4 separate regions of the Homo sapiens genome follow, and regions 1, 2 and 3 are each linked to region 4. Evidence: chromatin contacts called from ENCODE Hi-C or POLR2A ChIA-PET data. All regions are on one chromosome and are shown on one strand. Each heading gives the region's core, a stretch centred on a gene start or an enhancer-like site at or near the end of the contact. The rest is flanking DNA. Distances are from core to core; before and after follow the strand shown.

What was found. Hi-C counts contacts between places; a loop is a spot of excess contacts on that map. ChIA-PET counts read pairs that join two places held with the same protein, here RNA polymerase II (POLR2A). Pooled maps may share reads with other maps.
Region 1: a loop to region 4 is called in a pooled map, with 3 times the contacts of the local background. The contact joins the enhancer-like site here to the promoter of TEN1 in region 4. A Hi-C loop is called at or near these places in 6 of 50 pooled maps. POLR2A ChIA-PET finds 5 or more read pairs at or near these places in 6 of 52 experiments (CD4-positive, alpha-beta T cell, GM12878, HEK293 and 3 more).
Region 2: a pooled map shows a loop between it and region 4 (2.3-fold over the local background). The contact joins the enhancer-like site here to the promoter of TEN1 in region 4. A Hi-C loop is called at or near these places in 2 of 50 pooled maps. POLR2A ChIA-PET finds 5 or more read pairs at or near these places in 3 of 52 experiments (A549, Panc1 and WTC11).
Region 3: a pooled map shows a loop between it and region 4 (6-fold over the local background). The contact joins the promoter of GALK1 here to the promoter of TEN1 in region 4. A Hi-C loop is called at or near these places in 3 of 168 maps with a recorded cell type or tissue (CD8-positive, alpha-beta T cell, ascending aorta and naive thymus-derived CD4-positive, alpha-beta T cell), 4 of 37 single-sample maps with no recorded cell type and 13 of 50 pooled maps. POLR2A ChIA-PET finds 5 or more read pairs at or near these places in 8 of 52 experiments (B cell, CD4-positive, alpha-beta T cell, K562 and 5 more).

Annotation. Positions count from the first base shown.
Region 1 is chr17:76,179,004-76,184,377 of GRCh38, reverse strand. All of the region lies in intron 2 of RNF157 (ring finger protein 157), which reads left to right. Among named protein-coding and RNA genes, the nearest start is that of FOXJ1, 40 kb to the right of the region's middle. Within about 2 kb of position 2,042, at least 2 of the 41 ENCODE cell types and tissues checked have a DNase peak (open chromatin) inside an H3K27ac peak, as active enhancers do.
Region 2 is chr17:75,823,933-75,828,985 of GRCh38, reverse strand. UNC13D (unc-13 homolog D) reads left to right here. Exons shown (of 32, transcript NM_199242.3): 31 at 3-199; 32 at 900-1,761. The coding sequence ends at 1,021. It overlaps UNK (unk zinc finger), which reads right to left. Exons shown (of 16, transcript NM_001080419.3): 16 at 3,187-4,724. The coding sequence ends at 4,569. Among named protein-coding and RNA genes, the nearest start is that of UNC13D, 18 kb to the left of the region's middle. Within about 2 kb of position 1,250, at least 31 of the 41 ENCODE cell types and tissues checked have a DNase peak (open chromatin) inside an H3K27ac peak, as active enhancers do.
Region 3 is chr17:75,763,167-75,768,069 of GRCh38, reverse strand. GALK1 (galactokinase 1) reads left to right here and starts at 2,878. Exons shown (of 8, transcript NM_000154.2): 1 at 2,878-3,098; 2 at 3,984-4,173; 3 at 4,631-4,750. The coding sequence starts at 2,934. RefSeq lists silencers at 2,714-2,903, 3,134-3,283 and enhancers at 3,394-3,623, 3,654-3,863.
Region 4 is chr17:75,976,608-75,981,413 of GRCh38, reverse strand. TEN1 (TEN1 subunit of CST complex) reads right to left here and starts at 2,174. Exons shown (of 4, transcript NM_001113324.3): 1 at 1,903-2,174. ACOX1 (acyl-CoA oxidase 1) reads left to right here and starts at 2,248. Exons shown (of 14, transcript NM_004035.7): 1 at 2,248-2,449; 2 at 2,721-2,880. The coding sequence starts at 2,341. TEN1-CDK3 (TEN1-CDK3 readthrough (NMD candidate)) reads right to left here and starts at 2,197. Exons shown (of 10, transcript NR_037709.1): 1 at 1,903-2,197. RefSeq lists enhancers at 1,686-1,785, 1,907-2,490, 2,356-2,585, 2,491-3,074 and a silencer at 2,206-2,275.

The DNA of each region.
Region 1 (5,374 bases), core at 793-3,292, 200 kb before region 4:
AATAAAAATGAAATAGAATTTAAACACAAAACCCTATAAAAAAAGAGATTATGTAGTACCATGAATGAGTTTTTGATATGACCCCAGGTGTTGGTTTCTATAGTAATTATTATTTGATTCTCTGGCATAAATATTAAATGTCTGCCCAATATACAAAATGTGTACTTTGCTTTTTTTTTTTTTTTTTTAGATGGAGTCTTGCTCTGTCGCCCAGGCTGGAGTACAGTGGCACTATCTTGGCTCACTGAAACCTCTGCCTCCCAGGTTCAAGTGATTATCTTGCCTCAGCCTCCCAAGTAGCTAGGATTACAGGCGCGTGCCGCTGTGCCTGGCTAATTTTTTGTGTTTTTAGTAGAGACGGGGTTTCACCATGCTGGCCAGGCTGGTCTCAAACTCCTGGCCTCAACCAACCCGCCCACCTCAGCTTCCCAAAGTGCTGGGATTACAGGTGTGAGCCACCGCTCCCAGCCTGTACTTTGCTATTTTAATTATAAATTGTCTAAAATGGTTTCCTGTCTTTGGAAGCATATTTTTGGTATTTTGGGTTTTTTGTTTTTACTTAAGTAAAAAAATTAATATAAAATAAATTACATAAATACATAATTTATAATTAAACAAATGAAGAAATAATTGAATAATTGAATGATAAAGGACAGCTCTTCCTTACAGTAGAATCCCAGCTAATAAATGTAGAAAGCTATAATTATTCTATATCCATAAATGTTTTTTAATGTGGAAGAAATGATAGAAATTAGCCAGCTGTGATGACTTGCTTGTAGTCCCAGCTACTCGGGAAGCTGAGGCAGGAGGATCACTTGAGCCCAGTAGTTCAAGGCTGTAGTGCACTATGGTCACAGTGAATAGCCACTGCATTCCAGCATGGAAACATAGCAAGACCCTACCTCTAAAAAACAAAACAAAAAAAAACTTTATGTGAATTTATTTTGGTATATAATTAAATATTATTAGCTGCAGAAGACCAGCATTTTTTCTTTCAGTGGGGTCTCTAACCTACCTGCATCAGAATTGGTTGGAATGTTTATTAAAATACAGATTCCTAGTTCCTACCCCAAACTAGCTGAATCAGAATTCTAGTGACAGGGCCCTGGGATCTGCAGTTTTCAAAAATATTCCCACGTGAGGCCGGGCGTGGTGGCTCACACCTGGAATCCCAGCACTTTGGGAGGCTGAGGCGGGCGGATCGCCTGAGGTCAGGAGTTCGAGACCAGCCTGACCAACATGGAGAAACCCTATCTCTACTAAAAATACAAAAAAATTAGCCAGGCATGGTGGCAGACGCCTGTAATCCCAGCTACTCGGGAAGCAAGGCTGAGGCAGGAGAATCGCTTGAACCCGGGAGGCGGAGGTTGCAGTGAGCCAAGATCGTGCCATTGCACTCCAGCCAGGGCAACAAGAGCGAAAAGTAACCAACAGAAGTATACAATATCAATACTTTCTTTACCTGAGAATTGATGGTAATAATATAGTTTTCATATTATTATGATATATAGGATATATATATCCTATATATCCTATATATCATATATAGGATATATAGGATATATATCTCTCTCATATATATATCTCTCATATATATATATATATATATATATATATGAGACGAGGCCTGAATCTAATAGCAAATGAAAACAAAGTATATACTTTAAAAAAAGATTTATGTTGAAGTTAACTTTATTTTTATGGATGGGATGAATGGATTATTGTGTTTTTTTGTAGACTACTGGGAATTGCCTAATAATTTACACACAGAGTAAGATGTCCTTTCACATGTACTGTGACCATATTTTTTTACAGCAAAAATAGTACAACCGTAGGAGTAGTGTAATATTTGAAATCAGAATGGTAAAAAAAAAAATCTAGGACATGTGATTGATACACACACACACACACACACACACACACACAGACTAAATGCGTGTGTGCCCATGTGTATGTGAATGCACGTGCACCCTTCTGGCCTGCATTTGGGCATGGTCTGGCAATTTCATCTTTCGTCACCAGGTGGCGCTTTGCCGATGTGATGTGCTGGTAAAAGGAAGCTGATGAGCACCAGGGTCAAAAGCCAAAGAGGAGTTGCTCACGTAACACACAGAGCCTTCGTCAGCAAACGCCTGAGGTCCACCAAAAGAGGTCTTCTGGCTGAGCCCAACTCTACTTCCATTCTGGGTTTGAGATGTTTGGGATTTAAGTTATTCTCAGATTCAGGCTTACTTCAGGACAGACACAGCAGCCCAGTCCCAGGAGGATGTTGTATCCAAGCATGCAGGGCACCAGATGCAAGCTTGACGCCCCTTTACAGATGGAACTAAGAGAGGTTTGCTTGACTCTTCACTGTGTCCCTCAGGCCTAGTTCAGTACTCAGGATATAGTGAGAGTGCTGAATGAATGGGTAAATGTCTTTGTTTTTTGAAAATTATTTATTTATTTATTCTTTTTTTTTTTTTTTTTTGAGACAGAGTCTCACTCGGTCACCCAGGCTGGAGTGCAGTGGTGTGATCTCAGCTCACTGCAACCTCTGCCTCCTGGGTTCAAGTGATTCTCCTGCCTCAGCCTTCTGAGTAACTGGGAGTACAGGCACACGCCACCACACCCAGCTGATTTTTGTATTTTTAGTAGAGATGAGGTTTCACCATGTTGGCCAGCCTGGTCTCAAACTCTGGACCTCAGGTGATCTGCCTGTCTCGGCTTCCCAAAGTGCTGGGATTAGATGTGAGCCACCGCACCCGACCATTTTTTGAAAACAATTTAGTGAAGAAGTCGCCATATTTTAGAACTATCTGGCAGTAACACATCTTTGAGCATCTTGGGTGGAAGGTAAACGCTGACTGACGTATCCATTGTGGCTGTGGCTGCTGGCAGTGTTCTCTGACATCACCCTGCCCTCAGTGTACATTTGTATCTTCTGCAGGTACTGTTAGATCTTATAGACAAAGATTTTGTCATACTGTGCTCCAAGAAAGCTCTTCTCTAAGAAGACCTTAGATACTCCTGTTAAAGATAGAAAGGAGTGTGGTGCGTGGTATGATTTTGTACATACTGCCATCTAAGCATAGGGCGCCATTGGAGATTTTTGGCTAGCTTCCAGAACCTTCACAGAATTCAGTACTGTTTGCCATGATGGTATAACTTTCAGACTCCCCGAACTCTGCTCAGGTCCCTGGAACACTCCTAGGATTAGAAGAGCCTGTAGACTTGCCCTACAGTAGAAGCAGTGCAATAGAGTATGGCTTTTGGAGTCAGATGTACCTGGGTTCAAATTGTGGTTCTGCTGCTCATTAGCTCTGGGACCCTGGATGATTACGTGAATCTTTTGAGTCTCGGTTTCTTTATCTGTAGAATGTCAGTTTGTTTAACTGACATTCTTCATTTTTCAGTCGGCTACTGTATTTCTCCGGCATGTTGGACTGTCCTCCAGCATACACACGGAACTTACAGGCTGGTGAGAGGGGCAGGCATGTTGTTCCTTTCGAGAATGTGAAATAAGAGCATACCTAAACTAGAGCTGGATGGCGGTGATGGCCGCACGATAATGCGAATGTGAATGTTACTTAATGCCGCTGAACTGTATACTTGAATATGATTGAGATAGTAAATTTCATGTTATGTGTATTTTACCAAGATAAAAATAAAAAGACCAGGTGTGGTGGCTTACACCTCTAATCCCCGCACTTTGGGAAGCTGAGGCGAGAAGATCACTTGAACTCAAGAGTTTGAGACCAGCCTGGGCAACATAGTAAAACCCCATCTCTACGAAAATTTAAAAATAAAGATAAAAAATATGTAAAGTAAAATGGGGGACAAAAAGAATCTATCTAAAGTACCTAGCATAATGCCTGGCACATAGTAGATACTCAGTTAAATATTTCCTTACATTCTCTTTTTTCATGATTTGCCAAGCTGTAATTGCAGGTTACCCAAGTTTTACCCCATGAAAGGGGCTTTCTTTTGGCAGAGTTTTCTGGTTAGATGAATAGATTAGGGGGATCTGTGCCTTGCTTTTCTGTCGTAAAGGTACTCACACTTAATGTTTGGTCCCCAAATCCCTGAGCAGACCAAATTTCATTCTTTGTTCATGAGTCTTGATCTGAGGCCTGTTTTCATTATAAAAAGTGAAATAGGATTCTAGAAGCTGCATTTAGTTGTCCTTCATAAGGCTGTTAAGGGTTTATTTACTCCAGAATGATACCTGAGAAACAGGAAGCCATTCTATAAATCCATACTGAGCTTGAGGTAAGAGATCAGAAAGCTTCTCAGTCTCCCTCTGTCTGTGGACCTGGGGCATGTTGTGTGCAAGACAGAAAAGGAAGCTCTTCCTGTTTCCGGATATGCCAGGATGCTTACATCAGAAAGACTTTATCTGGTCTTCCTTGTCACCATGCACTCCCTTACTCAGTAGACCTAGGGCTGAGAAAATTACCCTTTGCAGACTCTAAAAAAGAAAACAGAAACTCTGTGGATATGAACTGAGAAAACGATTGCTAATGCTAAGTACAGTGGACTGGTGCATGAGTACTTCAGAAAAATGCTTGGCCCTGAATCTGTTCTGAGCTTCATCTTTCTTGGTCCCAAGAAGGCATTAGTTTTCTTTCCTTTCATACTTACCTGTTAGCATATGAGTGAGATCTCTGGTTTTAGGTTGAAATAAGATACTTATTTTTTGTTTTTGAGACAGAGTCTCGCTTGTTGCCCAGGCTGGAGTGCAGTGGCATGAGCTCAGCTCACTGCAACCTCCACCTCCTGGGTTCAAACAATTCTTCTGCCTCAGCCTCCCTAGTAGCTGGGACTACAGGCCTGTGCCACCACACCCAGCTAATTTTTGTATTTTTAGTACAGATGGGGTTTCGCTATGTTGGCCAGGCCGGTCTCAAAGCTCCTGACCTCAAGTGATCTGCCCACCTCGACCTCCCAAAGTGCTGGGATTAGAGACATGAACCACCACGCTTGGCCTCTTTTTTTTTCCTTTTTGGGATGGTCTCACTCTCTCCCCCAAGCTGGAGTGCAGTGATGCTATCATAGCTCACTGCAGCCTCAATCTCCTGGGCTCAAGTGATCCTCTTGCGTCAGCCTTCTGAGTAGCTGGGACTACAGGTGTGTGCCACCATGCTGACTAAGTTCTACATTTTTTGTGGGGACAAAGTCTCGCCATGTTGCCCAGGCTGGTCTCAAAACTCCTAAGCTCAAGCGATCTTTCTGCCTCAGCCTCCCAAAATGCTGGAATTACAAGCGTGAGCTACTGTGCCCGGCCAGGATACACCTTTTGTCTTAAATATAACTTAGTAATGGTGCATGTATTGAGGAGATAGTGTGGACAAACACAAACATTTATCTGATGTCTTGACTTTAGAAAGGAATG
Region 2 (5,053 bases), core at 1-2,500, 150 kb after region 4:
AGCCTGGTGCCTGCTGAGCCGTGCCGCAAGGCTGGGGCATGCCTCCTGCTCACCGTGCTGGACTACGACACGCTGGGGGCCGACGACCTGGAAGGCGAGGCCTTCCTGCCGCTGCGTGAGGTGCCCGGGCTGAGTGGCTCTGAGGAGCCTGGTGAGGTGCCTCAGACCCGCCTGCCCCTCACGTACCCCGCACCCAACGGTAGGCCTGAGCCCAGGGCAGGGTGGTGCGGGGACGGGAGCCTGTAAAGCTCAGGCAGGGGCCCCAGAGAGGTGATGCCAGGGTCGGAGAACAGCTTCCCTGGAGACGGGAGCCAGTGGGACAGCCACGGCCCATCTCTCGGTCTAATCAAGAGACCAGTGAACTTTAAGCTAAGTGTAACGTGACTCTCCTTGCATGGGGAAGTCACCAAGAAGTTTAACTGGGGAGAAGGGCCTGGATCTCACTCGGCGGGGCCGCTTCCCTGCAGAGCATTTTTGATACCAGCAACGGTCTGATGCTTGTGCACTTATTATGAGCAAGTGCTAAGCACTTTATGCATTCCAGCCAACGAAGCAGATATTAGCACTCTTTTACAGATGAGTAAACCGAGGCATGAAAAGGTTAACTTGCTAGCTTTAGGTTCTCGTATAAAAAGGTAATAGTCAAACCTCAGGCACATCTCAGCCCCTCGCTGCAGTCAGGACAGTGTCCCAGCAGCACTCTGTCTGTTACGCGACCCGACCGGATGCGTCTGTCAGACCACCTCCTGGGCTGGGCTGGCGCGGGTCTGTCACTTGTTTCCTTCCAGGTTGTTGGGGAGATGGAGCAGTGTTGTGTACCCCCCCACACACTCTTCTCTGCCACCACCAGGCACTGCCCTCTCCCCTGGCATCTGACCCCCAAACCCCTCTCTCCGCAGGGGACCCAATCCTGCAGCTGCTGGAGGGCCGGAAGGGTGACCGAGAAGCCCAGGTCTTTGTGAGGCTGCGGCGGCACCGGGCCAAGCAGGCCTCCCAGCATGCCTTGCGGCCGGCACCGTAGCCGTAGAGGTTTGCGGTGGGGCTGGGTCCCCGGTGGGGACTTGCAAGGGCTTTCCTGTAGGGTCTGGGGCTTCCCCGCCACATCGCGGCCCTCCAGCCTGGCCTAACACTTGGGGAGCCCCAGCATGCGGAGTGCCCAGAGTGCAGACCTCCCCTGCCTCCCATGGTGATGGGGGCTCAGCAGCGACATCTCTACTCCCGCCTCCCTGCCTCCAGCCCTGGCTGCAATGTCTCTACCACATCCCAGCACCAGGGGGAGCAAACCCTGCCCCTGCCCGCCTCTCAGAAAAGCTGCTGTGGTGGGCAGGGGATTGGGCCATCTGTCTCCTGGCCCTGGCCCATCTGCCTCCTGGCCTTCCTGTTCCAGCCACTGGGGTGGGGGCCAGGTTCACTGGGACCAGGGCTACAGGCACAGAGTCTCCTGGAAAAGGGAGAGGGGACCCTGCCAAAGATGAGGCTCCAGCTGCCCTGGGGGGAGGGTGGTGGCCATTACTAGAGGGGGCCTGGGTCCTCTCCCCAGGGGCTGCCAGCATCCAGGCCAGGAAGCCTGGAGCCAAGAACCTTCTGGCTCTGAGGGAGCAAGAGCTGGCAGGCGGCAGGGCTGGCACAGACAGACGGAAGCAGAAAGGACAGTTTGGCTGCTGTGTCTGCTGCGCACGCCCCCTCCCCGGACAGCACCTGCCACCTAGAAACTTTCTTAGCAAAAAAATTAATAAAAACAAATCCATTGTCCTCTTAAAATATGCCTTTGGCCTACAGTGGGGCCTGGAATGCGAGCCAGGCCGGGTAGCTTCCTCCCCAGCCCTCAGGGGACTTTGAGCTACCGCCACCTTGGGGTAGCTACAAAGCAGGGGGGTAGGTGTGGAAATAACTGAGGCAGAGGCAGGGCTAGGGTGATTTTTGGCCGTGGGCTTTGAATAAATTGCTTTACCAGGCATACCAGTTCCTGTGGTGACACCCAGGACAGGGACCCGTTCCTCGGGGGAGCACAGTGAGCAGGGGCCTCCCAGGGGTGCAGGTTGAGGCTGAGGGGCTGCTCTTGAGACAGTAGGGCGTAGAGGAGCTGGGTCCCTCCCCTGCCTGGGGGGTGTCAGAACCTGAGGCCTGGTCATCACGTCATCCTAGCTGTGTGACCCTGGTTCCATGTCGGAACCTCTGAGTCTGCACAAAATGAGGACAGGAGTCGAGGTTAGCTGAGATGACATCCAAGGCCCGAGACCATGCAAAGAGGATCCCACCAGGGTGTTTTCTCACCCCCCACCGCACAGCCTAGTTGAGGAGGTGGGAGGGAGGACGTACCTCTTAGGCCTCAGCCCCTCATCCCTCAGGGGCAGGGTAGGGTGAAGAAGGCAGAAGGCAGGACTTCCTCTGGGTCCTACCAGCAAATCATCCCAATGGGAAGGCACTGGGTTTTTTGTTTTTGTGATGGAGTCTCACTCTGTCGCCCAGCTGGAGTGCAATGGGGCAATCTCAGCTCACTGCAACCTCTGCGTCCCGGGTTCAAAGGATCCTCCTGCCTCAGCCTCCTGAGTAGCTGGAACTACAGGCATGTGCCACCACACCTGGCTAATTTTTGTATTTTTTTTTTTTTTAGTAGAGACGGGGTTTCACCATTTTGGCCAGGCTGGTCTCGAACTCCTGACCTCAAGTGATCTGCCCGCCTCGGCCTGTTTTTGTTTTTGAGATGGGATCTCACTCTGTCACCCAAGCTGGAGGCAGCTGTGCAATCATGGCTCACTGCCGCCTCGACCTCCTGGGCTCAAGTGATCCTCCCACCTCAGCCTCCCTAGTAGCTGGGACCACAGGCATGCGCCACCATGCCCAGTTGGGAAGACACTGTTCCTCTGAGAAACAGTTACGGGCCCTATTGCCAGTCACCGCTGACCACACAGCCCTAAAGAGTCCTAGGGCCTGGGGGGCCTCTGTGTCCAAGGCTAAGGGTCCCTGTGTCATCAACCGCTAGGCCTAGGTCGGAGAGCACTTGAACTGTCTTGGGGCCTGATGGGCCCAGGAAGTTTCCAGCCCTCTCCAGCTGCCTTACCACAGCTCAGGGGTGTGGGCAGCAGCCGTTTCCATGGCTGAGGCAAGGCTCCTGGCCCACCTCATAGTTCAGAGGCCCTCTTTTGGGACCCACTCCCCCTCACCCCCATGTAAACAAGCTACCACTGCAAGTTCATATTTTATTTCCAATAGGTTTGGAGCTTTGTTGATTTTTGCATTTTTGTAAAAAAGGAAAAAGTTTTCACTTAATTCATTGAAAGCCCTTTCGTGCTGAGCCCAAGGGGGAGCCTGGGCCAGGACCAGACCCTCTCAGCCCTCTTGTTCCTACCGCAGACACCCGGTGCTGGGGGTGCGGCTGCTCCCCTCCGCCCACTCTGCCCTCCCGCCCCTGCTGCATCTCTCTCTGTACAGAACAATTTTTAAAATGGAAGCTAAGACACAATATACACTGGACAGGCACACACACACGCACACAGGCGTCCGCCCAGAACAGGGCGGGACACCAGCTGCACTCAGAGAGCACCAAGGAATGCAAACGGAGCCCCTCCGGGTAGGAGGGCAGGGCCTGGGCCCCCTTGGTCCTCAGTCCTCAGTCCGCACTCCTCCCCGCCAATTGCCCTGCTAGCTGCCAGAGAGGGGAGGGGGCAGGGAGAGCTGGGGGCAGCTGGTTGGGGGCGGTGGTCATAGAATGAGTACCAGCCTGGTAGGCGGCCCTGGGGCCAGGGAGGCTCTTGTGGGGAGTCCGGGGAGGGGCGGCGGGGGGAAGGACTGAGGGTGGACCCTCAGGAACCTGAGGGCTGGAACTCCTGGGCCTTGCCCCTCAAGGAGCTTCAAGGGCCCAGGTGTCAGGAGTGGGGCTGGCCCTGCAGCACTGGCCTCCAGCCCTTGCTGTTCTCCCCAAGACTAAATTAACATTTGGTAAACTTAGGAGCTAAGCCAGCTGAGACCCCCAGCACTCCCCCTCGGGCCTCCCTGAGGCCCTCACAGCTGGGGGCCAGGCCTGCTCTGGGGGACCCACGTCTTCCACACTCCACCCTTGCCCTGGCAAGGAGGTAGGGGGAGCAGGGCCTGCCCTGAGGGCTTCTCCCTTCCCCTTAGTGCCTTCCAGTCCCACCCTTCCCTGCTCAGGCCCCAGGAAGAAGTTAAAAATAGTTAGTTCCTACATTAAAAAAGAGACAGAACCAGATTCTCTGCCAAAAGGCCAGTGGGAGAAGAGGGGATGTCATCTCTGCAGTGGGAAGGGCAGGGAGTGGGTAGGGGAGGACTGCAAAATAGTTTCTTCTTTTAAAAAGTGCTTGGTAAGTCTTTTAAAGTGTGTGTCTATATCTATGTACAGATATACACACAGACACTGTCCACACCACCACGCATACCTGCACACATACGGAAATGTATACATATACATACATACGGAAATGTATACATATACATAATCATATACATATACATACATACATACACATATATATATATATTCATATATATATATATACTTTAAAAAGTCCTAGGTGAGAAGATCTGGGCCAGGCTGGGCCAGGCCTGCAGGGTCACGACTGGAGGGTGTGGGCCCGGCCAGGCTGGCAGATGGGGCACTCGCTGCCCTCAGCGCAGAGCTCACACAGCGCAGCGTGTTGGCACGGCAGCACTGCCCGCTTCTGTTCCTGACACTTAAGGCATTTCACCGACTGCATGTGGAACACGGCCTGCAGGGAAAGGGGCATCGTGGTCACCATCCATGGGTCTGGCCCCAAGTTGAGCGAGGAGTTCCCTTGATCCTCACTGCAGCCCCTTGGGATGGGAAAACTGAGGTACCGAGCTCAACAGTGTGCTCCCAGACCCCTGTTGGCAGGTGAGAGAGCAGGCTGAGTCCACCTCTGCATGGGGCATGGCCAGGCTGCCACAAGACCCACCCCTCAGAGAGGCTTCGCCCAGTCTCATTTGACCTTGTAATCCCCAGATGGGGAAAATGAGGCCCAGAAAGGGCTGGGACATGCCCAGGGCCACACCCGGGGGCTTGGCTGCCCGAGAACAG
Region 3 (4,903 bases), core at 1,629-4,128, 210 kb after region 4:
AGAGATGGGGTTTCACCATGTTGGCCAGGCTGGTCTGGTCTTGAACTCCTGCTCTCAAGTGATCCGCCTACCTCGGTCTCCCAAAGTCTGGGATCACAGGCATGAACCACCACATCTGACATTTGAGCATCTTTTCATGTGCTTATTGGCCATTTGTATTTATATTATTTGGAAAAATGTCTCTTGAAATCTTTTGCTTTTTTTTTTTCTTCTTTGACACAGGGTCTCTCACCTTCTGAGTAGCTGGGACCACAGGTGTGTGCCACCCAACCTGGCTAATTTTTTTTTTTTTTTTTGTAGCAGTGAGGTCTTCCCACGTTGCCCAAGTTGGTCTCAAACTCCAAGCCCCTGAGATATACATGATTTGCAAGTACTTTCTTCCATTCTGTGAGTTGTCTTTTCACTTTCTTGACAATGTTCTTGTCAGGCCTCTGAGCCCAAGCTAAGCCATCATAGCCCCCGTGACCTGCACGTATACATCCAGATGGCCTGAAGCAACTGAATATCCACAAAAGAAGTGAAAATAGCCTTAACTGATGACATTCCACCACTGTGATTTGTTCCTGCCCCAACCTAACTGATCAATGTACTTTGTAATCTCCCCCACCCTTAAGAAGGTTCTTTGTAATTCTCCCCACCCTTGAGAATGTACTTTGTGAGATCCATCCCTGCCCGCAAAACATTGCTCCTAACTCCACCACCTATCCCAAAACCTATAAGAACTAATGATAATCCCACCACCCTTTGCTTACTCTTTTCAGACTCAGCCCGCCTGCACCCAGGTGAAATAAACAGCCTTGTTGCTCACACAAAGCCTGTTTGGTGGTCTGTTCACACGGACACGCGTGACAGTTCTTTGTTGCAGAAAAATATTTCACTTTGATGAAGTACAGTTTATTTTTCTGTTGTCACTTGTGCTTTTGATGTCATATCTAAAAAACCATTGCCTGGCCGCATTGGCTCACACCTGTATCCCAGCACTTTGGGAGGCTGAGGCAGGCAAATCACTTGAGGTCAGGAGTTCAAGAGCAGCCTGGCCAACATGGTGAAACCCTGCTTTTACAAAAATTATCCAGGCATGGTGGAGGGTGCCTGTAATCCCAGTTACTGGGGAGGCTGAGGCAGGAGAATCGCTTGAACCTGGGAGGCGGAGGTTGCAGTGAGCCAAGATCGCGCCACTGCACTCCAGCCTGGGTAACAGAGCAAGATCTGTCTAAAATAAATAAATACGTAAATAAATAAAAATAAAAAAACATGACTAGGTGTGGTGGCTAACGCCTGTAATCCCAGCACTTTGGGAGGCCAAGGTGGGTGGATCACCTGAGGTCAGGAGTTTGAGACCAGCCTGGCTAACCTGGTGAAACCCCAGTCTCCACTAAAAATACAAAAAATTAGCCGGGCATGGTGGCACGTGCCTGTAATCCCAGCTACTCCGGAGGCTGAGGCAGGAGAATCGCTTGAACCCGGGAGGCAGAGGTTGCAGTAAGCTGAGATCACGCCATTGCACTCCAGCTTGGACAACGAGAGCGAAACTCCGTCTCAAAAACAGAAACCAAATAAACATTTCCTAACCAATGTCACAAAACTGTACCCCTATGTTTTCTTCTAAGAGTTTTCAGAATTGCCCTTGGAATGCAGTTCCCCACTCTTTGGGCACACCCCTGAGCAGGCCCCAAGCTAAATCCCTGGCCATAACTCCCCACACTACTCCCACCCTAACCCCAAGCAAGCTGCTTACATTTCAGTCTTTCAGTTTCAAGGTTCCATGTAGGGTGGGCAGCTGTGGACAGGTATCAAGGCAGCAGTTGGGGCCGGCCAGCAGGTTTAGGATGCAGGATAGCAAGAGAAGAGTGCCTGACTGGGAACAAGGCCACGCCTCTGAGACAAGGGCTTCTGGGCTGAAGTAGTGCCTGCTGGGGCCAACAGCACAACCTACCTGGACAGCTGTGGCAGGTCCTTAAGGGAGGGGCTGGGCCCACTGCTGGCCACCGCCACCCTAGTCCAATTCTCCATTGCTAGGAGCTGTTGCGTATTACCTAGAAAAGGAGCTTGTAAAATTGACTCTCTGGTCACCACCAAACTTGTCTTTTTTTTTTTTGAGACAGAGTTTTGCTCTTGTTGCCCAGGCTGGAGTGCAATGGTGTGATCTCAGCTCACCGAAACCTCCGCCTCCCAGGTTCAAGTGATTCTCCTGCCTCAGCCTCCCGAGTAGCTGGGATTACAGGCATGAGCCACCATGCCCAGCTAATTTTGTATTTTTTAGTAGAGATGGGGTTTCTCCATGTTGGTCAGGCTGGTCTCCAACTCCCGACCTCAGGTGATCTGCACACCTCGGCCTCCCAAAGTGCTGGGATTACAGGCGTGAGCCACTGCGCCCGGCCCAAACTTGTCTGTCTTTATCTCTACTTACAGTGAGTGTCAGGTCACCCTCTTGGAGACCGGTGATCAGAGGCTGATGACCTCTCACAGCTGCTGGCCCTGGGGACCTAGGGGATCCCTTTGGGAATCCCAGGTCAACCGGGTGCCAGCTCCATTGCTCTGGCTGTGTGGGTGGTGGTGGGTGGTGAGGCACATAGAAAGTCACCAGCGCCAGGGAAGGGCAGCTCAGAAATCCTGGTCATGCCAAGTGCCACTCAGGGCTATTCTCACTCTAGTGAGTGCTCATTGGTTCTTCCCGAAGTCCAGAGGGAAGGACACCATCGGGGGCGCTGTATCCCACCCGGCACCATTAGCCCCTGCCACCCACCACCCAGCAGCTGGATTCCCACGGGAGTTGCGGGTGGGGGCGGAACCGGCTGAGGTCTGGGGGCGGGGCGTCCGGGCGCGGGGCGGGGCTGGCGGGAATGTGCGCACCCCCGCGCGGGGCCCCGCCCGAGCATCCCGCGCCGACGGGGCTGTGCCGGAGCAGCTGTGCAGAGCTGCAGGCGCGCGTCATGGCTGCTTTGAGACAGCCCCAGGTCGCGGAGCTGCTGGCCGAGGCCCGGCGAGCCTTCCGGGAGGAGTTCGGGGCCGAGCCCGAGCTGGCCGTGTCAGCGCCGGGCCGCGTCAACCTCATCGGGGAACACACGGACTACAACCAGGGCCTGGTGCTGCCTATGGTGAGGGGCTGCACGGGGAGCCCCTAGCCCGCCGCCGCCTGTCCCGGCCGCCGAGGAGGGCGGGCCTCGGGGACGCTGGGGGCGAGTTCTTCCCGCGGGAGATGTGGGGCGGGCAGCTGCGCCTGGAGCACCGGTGCACGGAAGAGTCCCCGGGACAGGCTGTTCCCCACGTTGGAAGGGAGGAAGCGAGGAAGTGGCCGGGAGAGGGTGCGCGGCCGCCTCTTGGCTCAAGCCCGCCCTCTGGGGGCTGGGGCTCCTCGCCTTCAACCTGGGAGCATGTTCCCCTTAAACTGTGAGGCCCTGTGTGCCACGCAGAAGGGGACACTCCGCGCCTCCGGCCACCGTGGGGCCCCAACCGCAGACCTGGGCGAACGTAGCCTTCTGGCCCAGCCCGTTCAATTTACAGAGGAGGAAACTGAGGCCTAGAGAGGCCCAGTGAACTGCTGGAGGTCACACAGCAGGTTCTTGGCGGGGCTGCGACTTGGGAGTGAGGACTCCCAGCTTTCAGCGGGGGGCGCTTTCCGCCCCATCTGCAGCTTGGGGAGTGCACAGGTACAGGATGTCCAGAGCCACCCCAAAATGTAAAGGCTTTGGAGCTCCAGTGATCTGTTTTCCCTTTGGGCTAGCTCTCCCCCTTGCCCCACAGCTCAGGGCAGAGTCCAGGTCTGTGCTCCAGCTGCAGCCGCCCCGCCCCTGAAGACCTAAGGGGGCAGGGCTCAAGCCCCCAAGGTCAGCTGGCCCTCAGGATCTTCCCTGCGACGCTGAACCTGGAGGTTCAGAACCTGATGACTGTGGAGGCATCAGAACCTCGGCTGGAGGCAGTGTCATTGGAGAGGCTTACTCCAGCTGGCGGAAGCCTCACGTACTGCTTGTCTCTCCTGCCAGGCTCTGGAGCTCATGACGGTGCTGGTGGGCAGCCCCCGCAAGGATGGGCTGGTGTCTCTCCTCACCACCTCTGAGGGTGCCGATGAGCCCCAGCGGCTGCAGTTTCCACTGCCCACAGCCCAGCGCTCGCTGGAGCCTGGGACTCCTCGGTGGGCCAACTATGTCAAGGGAGTGATTCAGTACTACCCAGGTATGGGGCCCAGGCCTGAGCCAAGTCCTCACTGATACTAGGAGTGCCACCTCACAGCCACAGAGCCCATTCATTTGTCTGATACACTGTGGGGAAGGCTTGTAGAGTGGAGCATCCCATTGTACAGATGAGGAAACTGATGCCCCCAGAAGGTCGGGAACTTGCCCTGGGTTTCCCGTGACCTGATTGGAGGAGCCAGGATTTGAACCCCAGCCTTTTTTCCCTCCAGAGCCCTAAACCAGGAGGACAATTAGAAGTGTCCCAGCAACCTCAGAGGGTGGGAAAATGGAGGGCAGTGGGTCCCTTGGCCCAGCAGGTTGGTGGCTTCTGACAATTGAGACACACACCCTAGAAACAGCTGCTAGGCCGTTGCTGCCCTTCCCGCCAGGACACCTGCCCTTCCTGTGCCATCCTCCCAGGCAGCCCCTCTTACCATCACCTGTTCTTTCCCCTGCAGCTGCCCCCCTCCCTGGCTTCAGTGCAGTGGTGGTCAGCTCAGTGCCCCTGGGGGGTGGCCTGTCCAGCTCAGCATCCTTGGAAGTGGCCACGTACACCTTCCTCCAGCAGCTCTGTCCAGGTACCAGCTAGGCCCCAGCCCTGACCCAGCCCTCCTTCCCTGAGGTCTCCAGGTGGTCCCAGCTTCTACTATGCCTTATGGAGGGGGTGGCAGGGACTCTCCCTGGAGTGTCATTGAAGCCACTGCTGCTTCCACCAGCCCTAGCCTCCCCAC
Region 4 (4,806 bases), core at 925-3,424:
GGAGTTGGAGACCAGCCTGGTCAACATAGTGAAACCCTGCCTCTAATAAAGACACAAAAATTAGCCAAGTGTGGTAGTACATTCCTGTAGTCCCAGCTACTCTGGAGGCTGAGGCATGAGAATCATTTGAACCCAGGAGGCGGAGGTTGCAGTGAGCTGAAATCATGCAACTGCACTCCAGCCTGGGTGACAGAGGAAGACATCATCTCAAAAGAAAAAAAAAAAGCGTTAAAGTCACAGAAGAAAAGTTCTTTGTTCTATTCTTGTAATTCTCGTGTAAATTTGAAATTATTTCAAAATAAAAACTCAGCAAATTTAGCTCTTCATCTAAGTCTTTTCTATTCAATGCTAAGTACACCCCTTATCATTGTTACATTAAGAGCAATTGGTTTCCTAGAATATTAGAACTAGAAGGTCAGCTGTCAAGCAGCCATTTGTTCACTCCACAAAGATTTCCTGAGCACCTTTAGCGGGGCAGGCACTGTGCCAGGTACAGAGAATAAACTAGACACCCTCTCTGCTGTTGAAGGGGCCTGAGATCAGCAGCTTAATAAGACAAATGAGGATCCTGAGGTCCTAGGGGTTAAGAGTGTGTATTATAGTTCTATTATTCAAATTATGAATGTTATGCATCTCTCGTAGTTTTACTTCTGAGAAAACCAAAGTCATAGTATTACACAGACTACAGACAGGCTAGGCGCAGCGGCTCACGCCTGTAATCCCGGCGCTTTGGGAGGCCGAGGCAGGTGGATCAACAGGTCAGGAATTCGAGACCAGCCTGGCCAACATGGCAAAATCCTGTCTCTACTAAAAATACAATTAGCTGGGTGTGGTGGCGAGCCCCTATAATCCCAGCTACTCGGGAGGCTGAGATAGGAGAATCGCTTGAACCCAGGGGGTGGAGGTTGCAATGAGCTGAGATCATACCACCACACTGCAGCCTGGGCGACAGAGCGAGACTCCGTCTCAAGAAAAAAAAAAAAAATGACTAGAGATGATTCAACAAATCCCTGAATCTCCCTTGTCTACAATCCCACTGGGCAGAACTGTTTTTGTTTTTTGTTTTTTTTCTGTAGAGACAGGGTCTCACTATGTTGCCCAGGATGGAGTGCAATGTCACAATCTTGGCTCACCGCAACCTCCACCTCCGGGGCTCAAGCCACCATCCCATCTCAGCCTTCAGAGTAGCTGGGACTACAGGCGCATGCCACTACACCCAGCTAATTTTTTGGTATTTTTTGTAGGGATGGGGTTTTGCCATGTTGCCCAGGCTGGTCTTGAACTCCTGGGCTCAAGTGATACGCCCGCCTCGTCCTCCCAAAGTGCTGGGATTCCAGGCGTGAGCCACCGCGCCCGGCCCTACACTAGGTTTTAACAGTAAGTGTGCATTTCCCACTTTGATGACGGTGATGGCGAAAGCAAAGAAGTCTGGATTCCAAGACCTCTAGTAACTGCCAGGTTGCGGGGGAAAATGTCTGGTTTCCCAGACAGAAGGCTTAGAGCAGCACCGCCCGCTTGGTCTCATTCTAAGTCCCCGTCCACCCCTTGAACAGCGCTCACAATCCCACACCCAGGGCCCCGGAACCCACGCCTCTGCCAGTAAAGACGCCATTATCTTAACAAAAGGTAACTGGAGCCTCTCCCCAAAGAGACTGGTTCCCGTCCCATTCTTCTCCAATCCGGGTGGATTTGGCAAAAGCCCAAGTGACCCTCCCTAGCAATTCCGCAAAGCCCCATCTCCCGCCCCAGACTCCAGAGTCTCCCGACCACTCTCATTTCGGAGAGGCCTAGGGGCACGGACCCGGAAGCGTGACAGAGGCCGCGGGGTAAGAGGGGGGCAAGTGCAGGCGCAATCCCTCCTCAGCCTCGTTGTCCCGCCCCCTTCCCAAGGCCCCAGCCAACCTGTTCTAGGCGTCGCCGGTCCTCGGATTTCTTCTTTCCGCCTCGCGTGGTCACGTGACGGGGGAGGGGCGGGATACAAAAAGTGCTTTATTTTCCCACTCCCCGGACGCCCAGCAGGGCAGTTTCTTGACCTTCGGAGCCCCTTTCCCGAGGATCCGCTCGGGAGCCTCCCCTGGCCAGGAGCAGGGGATTAGTCTGCCCCGCGACCGGCCCCAGCCACGACGCGGACATCGCCCCCTCTGTCTGGGCCGCTGTCACTCACGCGCCAAAGGGCCACGGAGAAAGAAGGGGCGGGCCGGGGCGGGCCGGGCGAGCGGAGGCGGGGACTTGCGCCGTCCTGAGGCTGCCTCCTAGGGTCCGGCCGGCGCTGGAGCTGCGGATTTAGATTGTCACTGCCACCTCGGTCGGTGCTTACTTCGCTGCCAGCTGGTCGTCGCCATGAACCCGGACCTGCGCAGGGAGCGGGATTCCGCCAGCTTCAACCCGGAGCTGCTTACACACATCCTGGACGGCAGCCCCGAGAAAACCCGGCGCCGCCGAGAGATCGGTGAGGGCGGCGGGCGAGACCTCCCTCCTTTCCCGAGAAAAGCTGGAGACTCCCTCGATGCGGAGTCAGGGGCGCTGTGGGGCCTAGGCCCTCTGGCCCAGCGTTAGGGGAGCCGGGACCCCCACTTCGAGGAACAGCCTGTGTCCCTGGTGGGGGGATATCGCCATTCCCCAGGTGTGTCCGCGACTCTGAAGCCTATTGTGATTCAGGGAGGGTGGAACGGAGGCCCGAGTGTCTGTCTGCCTTTTAATGCCCTTTAACCCCCTTTCAGAGAACATGATCCTGAACGACCCAGACTTCCAGCATGAGGACTTGAACTTCCTCACTCGCAGCCAGCGTTATGAGGTGGCTGTCAGGAAAAGTGCCATCATGGTGAAGAAGATGAGGGAGTTTGGCATCGCTGACCCTGATGAAATTATGTGGTTTAAAAAGTAGGTATGCCTTAGAACAGAGCAAGTGTTGTTAAGCCTAAACTTTACAGCTGCGGTCTATGGTGGCCTTTCATCACCGTGCTTGGTGTTTGAAGATGCAAACTGGCATATTTTCATGCAACTTTATAAAGTTATATGTGTGGCCGGGCGCGGTGGCTCACGCCTGTAATCCCAGCACTTTGGGAGGCCGAGGCGGGCGGATCACCAAGTCAGGAGATCGAGACCATTCTGGCTAACACGGTGAAACCCCATCTCTACTGAAAATACAAAAATTAGCCGGGCGTGGTGGCGGGCGCCTGTAGTTCCAGCTACTCGGGAGGCTGAGGCAGGAGAATAGCGTGAACTAGGGAGGCGGAGCTTGCAGTGAGCCGAGATCGCGCCACTGCACTCCAGCCTGGGCAAGAGTGCGAGACTCCATCTCAAAAAATAAATAAATAAATAAATAAATAAAGTTATATGTGTGAAAAATAATGTGATCACTTTTGTATCCAAGCCTTTTCGTGGGATGACGTGTTTGTAGAATGCTGATAATAAATGGAAATGCAGGAGTTTTTGTTCTCAAGAGTACAGTTTCAAGGATGTTGTAAAAGCATTGTTCTGCCCAAGCAACTCAAATTTGACTGATTTAAATGCAGAATCATTTTGCTCTTTGTAAGGAGGACTGCTAAAATTCTGAATCTGGGAGCATTTTTTTTTTTAGTTGCACGACCATTTAAATATTTTGGAGCAATAGCAGATTATATTATATGGTAGTGTGGACCTGGATGAAGAATGATCTGTGACGCCTCTGAATGAATAGAAAGTCTAAGAACCCAGTAGTTCTGAATCCATGACAGTGCTTGAATGGTTGTCTTGTGCATATGAGAGAGACGTCATAAAAACCTGCCTTGGTTCTAGTGTGGAAGAGAGTATATCCTTTTTTCAGACCATGTGTTTTGTTGTGTTTTTTGTTTTTGTTTTTGTTTTTTGAGACGGAGTCTCGCTCTGTCGCCCAGGCTGCAGTGCAGTGGCACGATCTCGGCTCACTCCAGCCTCCACCTCCCGGATTCAAGCGATTCTCCTGCTTCAGCCTCCTGAGTAGCTGGGATTACAGGCGCCCGCCACCACACCCGGCTAATTTTTGTATTTTTAGTAGAGATGGGGTTTCGCCATGTTGCCAGGCTGGTCTCAAACTCCTCACCTCGTGATCCACCCTGCTCCACAAGGAACGGTAAAAATAAATAAAAATAAGGACTTCGGGCCGGGCACAGTGGCTCATGCCTGTAATCTCAGCACTTTGGGAAGCCAAGGCAGGTGGATCACTTGAGGCCAGGAGCTCGAGACCAGCCTGGCCAAAATGGTGAAACTCTCTCTACTAAAAATACAAAAATTAGCCGGGCCTGGTGGTGCGCTTCTGGGGTCCCAGCTATTCAGGAGGCTGAGGCAGGAGAATCCCTTGAACCTGGGAGGCAAAGGCTGCACTGAGCCGAGATCACGCCACTGCACTCCAGACTGGGCAACAAAGAGAGACTCTGTCTCAAAAAAAAAAAAAAAAAAAAAAAAGACTTTTTTGCCTTAACCTAAACAAACACTATTACATGATCCTAGTACAAGATTATTTTGGCCTATAGCATTTTTTTCTCATTTATTCCTGGGCATTTTCTCTTTTAGGTTTCTCCATTTTAAAGGAACTCCAGTATTTTCATCGGTAAAGACTAAATCGTATGAGTGGTGTATAGACTAGAACCAAGCTAAATAGAACATGTTGCACGTTCTGCCTTTATGGTAATAATGGTCACTGCCTCTAGTGCCTTTGGTATCGATTTTCAGCTTGACTTGGGTTATTTTTGTGAAGATGAAATGGTTTACTCTGGCACTTTGGACTTTCCTCAGAGCTCCACTCAGTTTTAAACGAAAAAATTTTGTTTATTTATTTTTGGTAGTTCA